Regions from separate parts of the Homo sapiens genome. Here region 1 is linked to region 2. A link is an interaction called in ENCODE POLR2A ChIA-PET data of the cell type or tissue named here. Cell type or tissue: OCI-LY7. All regions are shown on one strand. Links, peaks and the distances in the headings refer to the core of each region. The heading gives the core; the rest is flanking DNA.

The links. Peaks named below come from ENCODE experiments on the same cell type or tissue, not always from the same donor. Only the 100,000 strongest peaks of a DNase experiment are listed, where the experiment ranks them.
Region 1: POLR2A ChIA-PET joins it to region 2 with 6 read pairs; 1 of 35 experiments calls an interaction of 5 or more read pairs at or near these places.

Annotation. Positions count from the first base shown.
Region 1 is chr15:76,137,579-76,142,957 of GRCh38, reverse strand. It overlaps TMEM266 (transmembrane protein 266), which reads right to left. Exons shown (of 11, transcript NM_152335.5): 3 at 5,063-5,251. Among named protein-coding and RNA genes, the nearest start is that of TMEM266, 80 kb to the right of the region's middle. RefSeq lists enhancers at 2,317-3,150, 3,382-3,541 and a silencer at 3,236-3,530. In OCI-LY7, for the core only: CTCF peaks have their summits at 3,078 and 3,286 (motif pointing right); a DNase peak (open chromatin) is centred at 3,297.
Region 2 is chr15:77,057,048-77,062,358 of GRCh38, reverse strand. The region is part of intron 1 of TSPAN3 (tetraspanin 3); the gene reads left to right. Among named protein-coding and RNA genes, the nearest start is that of TSPAN3, 11 kb to the left of the region's middle. In OCI-LY7, for the core only: no CTCF peak of the experiment used is centred there; a DNase peak (open chromatin) is centred at 2,388; H3K4me3 peaks cover 764 bases.

The sequences.
Region 1 (5,379 bases), core at 310-5,309, 920 kb after region 2:
TAACCAGGACTGCAGAGGACTGCCAGGCAAAACTGAGAATCAAGTCGAGGCTGGAGACCTTGAGTCTGGGGAGGCACCCAGTCTGCACAGCCATATGATTTTCCTCCCTGAGCCATCGGCAGCCTGAGTGCAGAGGTGAAGAGAGGAGCAGCAGACAGCTCTGCCGTTTGGGCTCTGCTAAGCAGCTATCTGGAGGACAAAGGGCTTCTAGGCAAGTCAAGGAGCTTGGCCAAGATGGGGCTCTGACTTCACATCAAGGCGACTGCTCCTTCTTCCTCACCCCGCAGGACTTTCCTGGACTTAAAGCACACCAAACCACCTCACACCCATTAGGAAGGCTGCTATCAACAAAAAGTAAAATAGCCAGTGTTGGTGAAGACAAGGAGATATCACAGCCCTCATGCACTGTCAGGTGGAATGTAAAACAGTGCAGCAACCACTGCAGAAAGCAGTATGGCAGTTCCTCGGAAAGTCAAAAATAGAATTACCCTGTCAGCCAGCAATTCCCGCTTTTGGATATATACCCAAAAGCATTGAAAGCAGGGTATTATTATTATTATTATTTTGAGACGGAGTCTCGCTCTGTCACCCAGGCTGGAGTGCAGTGGCTGCGTGATCTCAACTCACTGCAACCTCCGCCTCCCAGGTTCAAGTAATTCTCCTGCCTCAGCCTCCCAAGTAGCAGGGATTACAGGCATGCGCCACCACACCCAGCTAATTTTTGTATTTTTAGTAGTGACGGGGTTTTGCCATGTTGGCCAGGCTGCTCTTGAACTGCTGACCTCAAGTGATCTGCCTACCTCGGCCTCCCAAAGTGCTGGGATTACAGGCGTGAGCCACTGCACCCGGCCTGAAAGCAGGGTTTTGAAGAGATATTTGTACAGGTCTGTTCATAGCAGTATTATTCACAGTAGCTAAAATATGGACGCATTTGAGAAAAAACAGTCCAGTGTGGGGTGTGTCCACTGACAGATGAATGGATAAACAAAGTGTGGTATAGTCACACAGTGGATGATTATTCAGTTTTAAAAAGGAAAGAAATTCTGACACATGCTACAACATGGATGAACCTTGTGGACATTATGCTAAGCAAAATAAGCCAGTTATAAAAGGACAAATACTGCATGATTTCACTTATAGGAGGCACTTAGAGTAGTCGAATTCAAAGGGACAGAAAGTCGAATAGTGGTTTCCAGTGGCTGGAGGAGTGGGGGAACAGGAAGCTACTGTTTACTGGGTATAGAGTTTCTAGTTTGCAAGAAGAAGAGTTCTGGAGATGCATGCTGGTTATAGTTACCCAACAATGTGTATGTCCTTAATGCCACTGAAGCCTACGCTTAGGAATGGTTAAGATGGTACATTTTGTTACATGTATTTTACCACATTTTTAAAAAATGCTTTTTTAAAAAAGTACACTGAGGCTAGGCACTGTGGCTCACGCCTGTAATCCCAACACTTTAGGATGCAGAGGCAGGCAGATCACTTGAGGTCAGGAGTTTGAGACCAGCCCGGGCAATATGGTGAAACCCCATCTCTATTAAAAAGAAAAAAAAAATTAGCTGGGCATGATTGCACGCGTCTGTAATCCCAGTTACTTGGGAGGCTGAAGTGGGAGGATCGCTTAAACCTGGGAGACGGAGGTTGCAGTGAGCCAAAATCGTGCCACTACACTGCAGCCTGGGCGACAAAGCAAGACTTTGTCTCAAAAAAAAAAAAAAAAAGTATACTGAGAAGTTAAAGGCATTGGACAGGGTAGCTGGAAGTGGAATCACATGGACAATGCATGTTACCCACAGTCACAGCCACGATGTTAGAAAGGGAAGGCTGAGAAGTGGAAGCCCAGTGCTGCCAGCCAGGATCAAGGGATCAGGATCACAGAGATAGGGCTCTATTCCCGTCTCTGTCATGTTTTGTTGTTGTTGAGACAGGGTCTCACTCTGTTGCCCAGGCTAGAGTGCAATGGAGCAATCATAGCTCACTAAAGCTTCGACCTCCTGGGCTCAAGTGATCCTCCCACTTCAGCCTCTGAAGCAGCTAGGATGACAGGTGCGTGCCACCATGCCTGGCTAATTTTTTTTTTTTTTTTGTAGAGATGGGGTTTTGCCATGTTGCACAGGCTGGTCTTGAACTCCTGGACTCAAGTGATCCTCTCACCTCAGCCTCCCAAAGTGCTGGGATTACAGGCATGAACTAGCATGCCCCGCCCCCGTCTCTGTCACTGTGTGACCTTCCACAAGTTCCTTGTACTCCCTGGGCCCTGCTGCCTTTGAGAAGGTTTAGGATGGATGTGTTTAGGTCTCTTCCAGCTCTAACGGTCTCAGATTCAGGGAAATTGAAAAGCCCTGAAATATCACGGAGCTCAAGAGCACTGGGAGGCGGGCAGCGGGGCCACGGAGCACTTTCTGCCAGGGTCCCTGAGGTCTCTTCATTCCCTACAGAAAAGGTTCATTCCTATACATAACACTGGCCTTCGTAGGAAGAGGCATCTTGAACAAGACTGAAACCAAGCTCAGAGCTGTAAATGAGGACTCTTCCTTTTGTTTTCCATTGCCCCAGAAAGGGCCGGGTTGGACATTTTGGGAAAACCCCAGGAAATGCAGCAAGAGCCAAGAAGCCTCGCGGAGAGAGGCCGTTCCTCCCTCGCAGTGTGTTTTTGCTTTGCTTCAGTTTCCCCTGGCTCCGGTCCTGTGCCTGCGCTTCCTTCCTCCAGGAAGCCCTCTGGCTGCCAATCGGCGCCCCCAGCTGAGAGCTCCAGCAGCGAGGCAGATCCCTTCCTCGGGCTGCTTCCTATTTACCCAACGGGAACAGCTTTCCTGGGCACACCTGGAGATTCAAATCAAATCAAAGGCCTCTCTGCCTTGCAGGCGCTTCATTTGGATTCGTTTGTTTGGGAAGGAACCTTGCAAAGGCCCAATTTAGAGGCAAATTGAATGATAAGGCAAAGCCTCTGCCAGCCTTGGGGTTCAGGCTAGGGAGTGATACACAGGGGATACCTGGAAAGGGGTACACCACAGCACAGGACCCCTGAAAGGGGTACATCACAGGGTGGTACACCTGGTGGGGGAACACCCATAGCAAGGTCCACCCGCGGTGCCGTAACACGCACAGGGGGCACATGTGGACACTGCTTTGCTCCGAAGCAGAATCCCTGAAGGTTTCCCCACTTTTCTCCATACCATGCTACTCTTCACGTGAAAAGGGCCTAACAGGCTCAGGCCGGGGGCAGGAAATGAATTCTCCGAAATAGCTAGGGCATGTTAGAAGGCTGCACTACTGCTTTTGACCACCAGAGAGCAGTGACGCAGTGACTTGCTGGGTGCTCAGAGAAGGACCCACCAGCTACATCATTTGCAGAGCCCAGTGAAAATGTGGGGCTCCTTAAGAATTTCAAGACAGCAGCGGCAGAGCATTTAGCCAAGTGTTGGGACCCTTCTAAGTACGGGGCTCTGCGCTACCGCACAGGTCACATGTGCACGAAGCTGGCCCTGGCCCAGGGGCCTCAGGTTTCAGCCCGGCCTTCAAGATGGTAAGGACCTGACAGAGCTCAGGACAGTGCTGCCACTGCAGGTGTCCCTTAGCTGCCTCCGACCTGCTTGCCTATCCTTTTTTGTCCAGTGTCCTGATGACAATATGCATAATACTTGGAAAAATTATATTTTCAGAGAAAGCCACTGGGGTGTAGTTTCTGCAAAAAAAGGTGTGTGGTTTCACCATTGTTAGGCGGTTTATCTCAGGAAGTGGGAAGCTCCTTCCAGAAACAAGCCCAGGGAATCCAAGCTCTGCAAATTTAGCTTGAGCTAAGGCTTCTCGTTTGCTTCTAAAATACCTGACAACCCTTCATTTTTATATTCAAAGCAGCCAGCATGTTCCAAAGTGTTTACTGGCACCCAGGAAAGAAAAGTCCAGAACTGGCTCCTAAGGTCCTGCCAGGGTGAAGCTAGGGAAAGCCCTTGTCAGAGTCGGAAGTCTGATCTGCTGTGTGACCCTAGGACCTGTTCCTACCCCTCTTTGGCCTTCAGCTACACCACCAAGCCCCATGAAATCAAGGACATCAAACTGGTGTGTTCTCCCCTGCCCCACCTAGCTCTTGCCCTCTACCACTCACCTTCAGGAAGTATGTTTGTAAGACAGACCACGCTAATGAGAAGTGAATTGGGAAACGAAGGCATCCAAGCTGATTGACAAGCTAAGTAGGAGGAGGTAAGGACCACCTTTTTGAATTGTGGACCCACATATTCCGCATGCCTTCCCTGGAAAGGGAGAGCCCTAATGTCTGCAGAGCTCCTAGCCGAATTCTCTAGATTCCCTTACATCCTAAGCATGTTCCTGCATGTAGGGTACATTCTTCCTGGTTGCTTCCTAGTGACAGTCTGCTTTATAAAGGGAAAGTGCAGCTCAAGTCCATCCCTTATGGGCTCTGTGACCTTGGGCAAGTCCCTAATCACTGTGGGTCCCCTTCTTCCCAAGTGTACATAGAGGGGATTGGATGGGTCATTAAGGAGTGCCTCGGTCCTAAAATAAATTTTATGATTCTCCTAAGAGGTCGTCTGGCAGGTATTGTCTGTGCCCAGTGCCTTTTTCTGAGGAAGTAATGCGTGAGTAGGAAAAGGGCCTGAGTGGTCTGCTGTGAACCTCTGCTGTCTCACTAGTTAGCATCTCTCATCTTGGCTGCTGCTTCTTGGAAGATATCCATAGAAACCCAGGGAATTTTTTTTTTTTTTTTTTTTTTTTTTTTGAGACAGAGTTTTACTCTTGTCGCCCAGGCTAGAGTGCAATGGTGCAATTTCAGCTCACTGCAACCTCCGCCTCTCGGGTTCAAGCAATTCTCCTGCCTCAGCCTCCTGAATAGCTGAGATTACAGGGCTGCACCACCACACTCGGCTAATTTTTGTATTTTTAGTAGAGACAGGGTTTTACCATGTTGGCCAGGCTGGTCTCGAACTCCTAACCTCAGGTGATCTGCCCGCCTCTGCCTCCCAAAGTGCTGGGATTACAGGCGTGAGCCACCGCGCCTAGCCTAACCCAGGGACTTCTTAGCTAGCTCAATGGTCCCAGCACCTACCCTTCTCTTTGGTAATCTTCGTCCAGATTTGACAGGAGCTGCGAGCCCGCCGTGGAGAGATCGACAGCAGCCAGGGGCAAGTCCCGATAGGCAAAGTTCACCAGCTGCACAGGAGCAATGCTCTTGGTTTCTTCGTCTACTTGTTGGGAGATGATCTCAACTTCAGAAATTCCTCCTTCTATGGCAGGCCTGGGTTGGAGAGGAGGAACAATGGGAAAGAGTTATCTTCAAGGGCCAAAAAATTCTTCCATTCCTCAAGGAAAGGAGGGAGAATGCTGCTATGCCAGTGGAGGGCTGAGGAAGCTTAAGGTTGCCCC
Region 2 (5,311 bases), core at 312-5,311:
TGTTTAGTGACGTAAACTGTTCTATCAGATTAAGTCAGAGGTGAAAGCATGGTTGAATTAGAGAATATACATTATGGCAAGTAGAATGCTAAACGATTTAAGATGATTTTAAGACACTTGTAATGGCATAAGGGTGAAGTTTGGGGAAGCTTTCAGAAATCCACTGTGTGGAATTACCAACGATTCTTCCCAGGAGAGAAAAGAGGTATATGAAAAATAATATGACAGTACAGGAAACTCTGGATTTAATGTTAAAAAGATATATGCATAAGATGGATTCCTGCCTATTTTTTCCCTCTGCTTTTAAAACCTGCTTTCTTACAAAGTCTAGAGTACAGCATTTTTTGCTCAGTCTTTTACTTCTTGACTTTTTTCCTTTCTCTCAACACTCCAGTCACTTCTACTTTACTAATTGATTCTTTGGCAAAAATCACTCCGAAGGGAGCAGTTCACACAGGCAAGCAAGAATTTGTCAGGCACTGTGCTTTTAGGTGAATAAAGTCCAGATGGTGCCTTGTCTTTACATTGTTTTGATTCTTGCCAGTTCTAGATGGGAATCATCATCAATGGCTACTACATACCACTGCAAGAAAATCACTTCTATTCTTTGCTTCAGCTTCGCCCAAAATGTCCTGTGGGATGCTTTCGCCTTTGTATTTCTAAATCTCCATGTAGGTATACTTTTGGCAACAGAGCTACTTTATCTCCCCACTTGTAGCAAATCTGTTTCATTTTTAATATTGCCACATTCCAATGGCAGGTTACACCGTGGTTGATGAAAAGGAATTTAATAGTTTTACAGATTTTAACTTTTTTTTTTTTAATTTTTTGAGACTGAGTTTTGCTCTTGTTGCCCAGGCTGGAGTGCAGTGGCGCAATCTCGGCTCACTGCAACCTCTGCCTTCCAGGTTCAAGCGATTCTCCTGCCTCAGCGTTTCTGAGTAGCTGGGATTACAGGCATGTGCCACCACGCCCGGCTAATTTTGTATTTTTAGTAGAGACGGGGTTTCTGCATGTTGGTCAGGCCGGTCTCGAATTCATGACCTCAGATGATCTGCCGGCCTTGGCCTCCCAAAGTGCTGGGATTACTGGTGTGAGCTACTGCGCCTGGCCCAGATTTTAACATTTTATCTACTTGTCTCTTTCATAGAATATTTGAAAATTACCCCCCCAAAAACTAGTTTCTAAGCTATGGAAAAAGCAATCTCATATAAGAATGAAATCTCTTTAAGATATTTCACATTTGTGCATATGTAGAGGAAGGGTAAAAGCATAAAATGAAGTATCATACTTTTGGAACTCATATACTTGCAAAATTTTATAACAAGATGGCTTTATTTTTTAGACAGCTTAGTGGAAAAGCACTGGCTCTCCTAAAGTTTTAAAATGTTGTGACTTAATTTAGAGTATAGGCTTATTAAAAGATAAAGAATAATGGTTTTTTAAAAATTATTCTTTCTGTAATTTCAGACCTCAGCCTTTTGCCTAAATTTCCTTTCACTTCTTTGTAAAAAGGATGAATATTTTTAGTACACTGTCCTGGCACAAATCCTCCTTACAGGCTCAGATTTTCTCAGTGGTGACTAAAGCAGTTCAGCTGCTTCCAAGTTCTACATTTCATCTCCTTTTCTGTTGCACCTCCCTCCTCCCCAGCCCCCTCCTTTGCAGCTGCTTTATTGGCAAAGCTCAGATCCTTTGATAGATCTCAATCCCATCATGGCCCTTCAAAAGAAGAATTTAAGCTCACCTTTTATATAGCTTTTCTGATAGCCACAATTTCTGCATTAAAAATCTGAGGGATGACAAAGTCCCTATGCATACTAGTTAGGAATTTCTTAGAACCTCTCTTCCATTTACTATACTGTTTCCCATGTTCTTTTGGGTGTTTTTCATATTGATGGTTGGATATCATTACAACAATTACTTTTGGCTGTTTTTAGGTCTTCAGCTGCTACTGGGATACCTCTTCTATATTTTCAAAGTAACCAGTGTCATTTCATAATTGTTTATTATACAGCTTAAGATATAAGCACCATATACAGATTTCAGTAAAAGCAAAATTTGAAGCTGTTTTCAATTTAGGAAACACATCGTCTATTTATAAGCAATTTGATGTGTATAGTTTCATATCAGCAATCCGTGCAGTTTTCTCTTTGGTGTGTGCAACTAGTAAGTTCCTTTAACTATATGTTGCCAAATAGAGCTTTGTTATGTTCTCATCTTGTTGTGTGACTTGGATGTTGACTGCAGCCTGGGAAAAAAAACTGTTGTAGAGTCTATCAGAAAAGAAGAGGCAGCTTTACAAATGGCATCTCCCCACAGCCCTCCATTGCATTTGTTGTGCATCTGGTTGTCTCTGTTGCTGGTTTTTCTGCTTTCTTGTAGTCTCAGTTTCAGATGAGTGCCTCTTTTAGGGGGGAGAGGCAGTGGCAGCAGAGGAAACATTTCCCTTGGCCCACCTCCAAGCAGCACTAAGTGTGAGTCTCATAGGAACCTCTTTAGATTGAAAACTCATCAATTTATATCTAAAATGCAAGTAGTTCTTCAGTGAACTGTGCTTCAGGTTGATTGTTAAGTACATATGGCCTCCAGTTTTCTCTTATTTTCATTCGAATTTACATAGGCTAAAGCTAGTGAAGTTTCAGTAGGTGTACCGAAAGCTCAGAAATGGAATTCATTTTAACTCAAGCCTTTTAAGAAATAAATACTGCCTTTTAGAGTAAAAAAAACCTACAACATTAAAGGATAGAGAAACGTCTAATAAAAACAAATGACAAAATTTGATTAATTTGCACTTCAGATTGCTTCTAATTTAGCGTGAGGACTGATACTATTTACTTTAGCAAAATGTGTGTGTGTACATGTGTGTGAATATATATCACACAAGTAGTCAATAAAAAGGGGTATTTGGGAAGAGTGTTAAGTAGTTGACATACTTCTGTAATAAATGCACCCAAATTAAAATTAAGCTATGTCTGGCCAGGCGCAATGGCTCACGCCTGTAATCCCAGCACTTTGGGAGGCCGAGGCGGGCGGATCACGAGGTCAGGACATCGAGACCATCCTGGCTAACACGGTGAAACCCCGTCTCCACTAAAAATACAAAAAATTAGCCAGGTGTAGTGGCGGGCGCCTGTAATCCCAGCTACTCGGGAGGCTGAGGCAGGAGAATGGCGTGAACCTGGGAGACGGAGCCTGCAGTGAGCTGAGATTGCGCCACTGCACTCCAGCCTGGGCGACTGAGTGAGACTCCGTCTCAAAAAATAAATAAAATAAAATAAAATTAAGATAAATTAAACTATTTCTCTTCTCCACTCCCCCCCACTTTTGTGCTCACCTTCATTCTCTAGTACCATGCCCCAAAAGCAAATATGTCAGTGAACTCTGAGAACCTTTGAACAGGCAGTTTGCTGTAAGTACAGTGTTTATATTTATGACATATTTACGATATATTAACATATTCCAGATGTAATGGCCATCAGAATTCAGCAAGCTGGATTCAGTTGCCAAATAATTGAATAGTGAACTAAAAGCTATAAGCATTGAACTGAAGAGAAACCAGATACAAACCAAATACAAATACAAACCAACGCAAATACAAACCAAAGCTTATGATAGAGTTGGGAGGGTGATTTCAAGGGAAAGGGGTGAGATGAGGTGTACTCAATAAACTTTAACTGATACCTGCTGTCTGCCAAGTACTGTTCTAGATGATACAAGGGTGAAGGACAGATGGGTACAATTCGTGCTCTCAAGGTGTGTTGAGACAGGTATAGCTATAATTGCAACCGTTTCGATAAATATTCTGTTAGAACCATGCACTGGGAGATGTTTGTGTCCACCAAGGGCAGCTAATCCAGCCTGAAATGGTCAAGAATGGCTTCCAAAAGGAAGAGGTAACATTTAAGCTTCATCTTAATGAGCGACAAGGAGTTCCCAGGCATTTGAAGAGAGCATTCTAGAGAGAACAGCGGAGGCAAAGAAGTGAGAGAATATGTGGTCCATTTGGGTATAACAGTTCTATATTGTTCATAGTTCACAAGGGGTAATGAGATCTGGGGCTGAAAAGGAGGAATAGCTTGGTTCATCGGGGACTCACTTGCCTCATCCTGATTTTAAGTAAGGCTATGGCTTGATCTGGTTTGTATTTTTAATAAATATAACCCTGGTAGTATAAAGAATGTATTAAGATGCAGGGAGAGTCAATAAGTAAGATTTAGGGGGATAAGATAAGGCCCAAATTAAGACAGAAGCACTGCAGTGGGGTTGAAGAGGAGTTGAGGTATTCGAATAATGTTTTGGAAGTAAAGTTGAAGTTTTGTGATTTATGGGTTATAGAGGTGGGGCAAGGAAAGTTAATCCTCAGATGTTTGACCAGAAAAATTAGATGTCTGGTACCTTTTGCTATGATAGGAATGTAAGGGAAGATTAGATGGGCTGGGCAGGAAGGCAGAAAGGGTTTGAGACAGGTTGAGGATGACATGTCTCTGGAACTTGCAGATGGAAATGTGTAGTTCTGAGATGATAGCTCAGGTAGTGAGCTACAATGACTAATGAAGCCATAGCTGCTGTAGCCCACGGAGAGCCCAGAGAATGACTAAAGAATAAGGCCGAAGACAGAATCCTGGAGATCACTAACATCTCAGAGTCCGTGAAGAGAATGAAAAAGTGAGCACCTGGGGAAGTAGGAAGAAAACCAGCAGTGGGGCCTCTTGGAAGCCAGAGGAAGAGAGTTTTAAAACAATGTTTTTAAAAATTGCCTTCATTATTCTAGTTGTCTTCTCACTTTAAAAAGTTCATGTTACATTTTAAAAAATCAAATTACTTTCCCAAATTTACATAAATGGAGTCTTTTTCTTCCTCATCTGACAGTGATCCTAATGGCCTAGTGTAAAAAAATATACTGATGATCCCCAAGCTTACTGAATTTCATAAACTTAAATGATCTGGGTTTTCAGGTTCAGAGAAGTTAATGATATTTCCAGTATCACTGTGGCAGCTGTTTCTAGTTTGAAGATGATTTATATGTTAAATTTTAAAGGATGATGAAATACTTCTTGTGAAAGTTTCAAAGTACTCTACAAATGATAACTCATTGTTATCCAAGTGATAACCAAATGTTTTAACACTTACTCTGACACTGCATTTGCTTGTTTGTATATGAGCCAGTGGCATTGGGCTGTCAGCACAGAGCTGGTACCCAAAGATAGCAAAATTGACAATAGCGGAGAAAGTAAGACTCTGCAGCTGGAGAATGATGCCTGGAGCAGCAGCTGAAATAAGACACACCTATCACTTGTCTTTGTGTGTT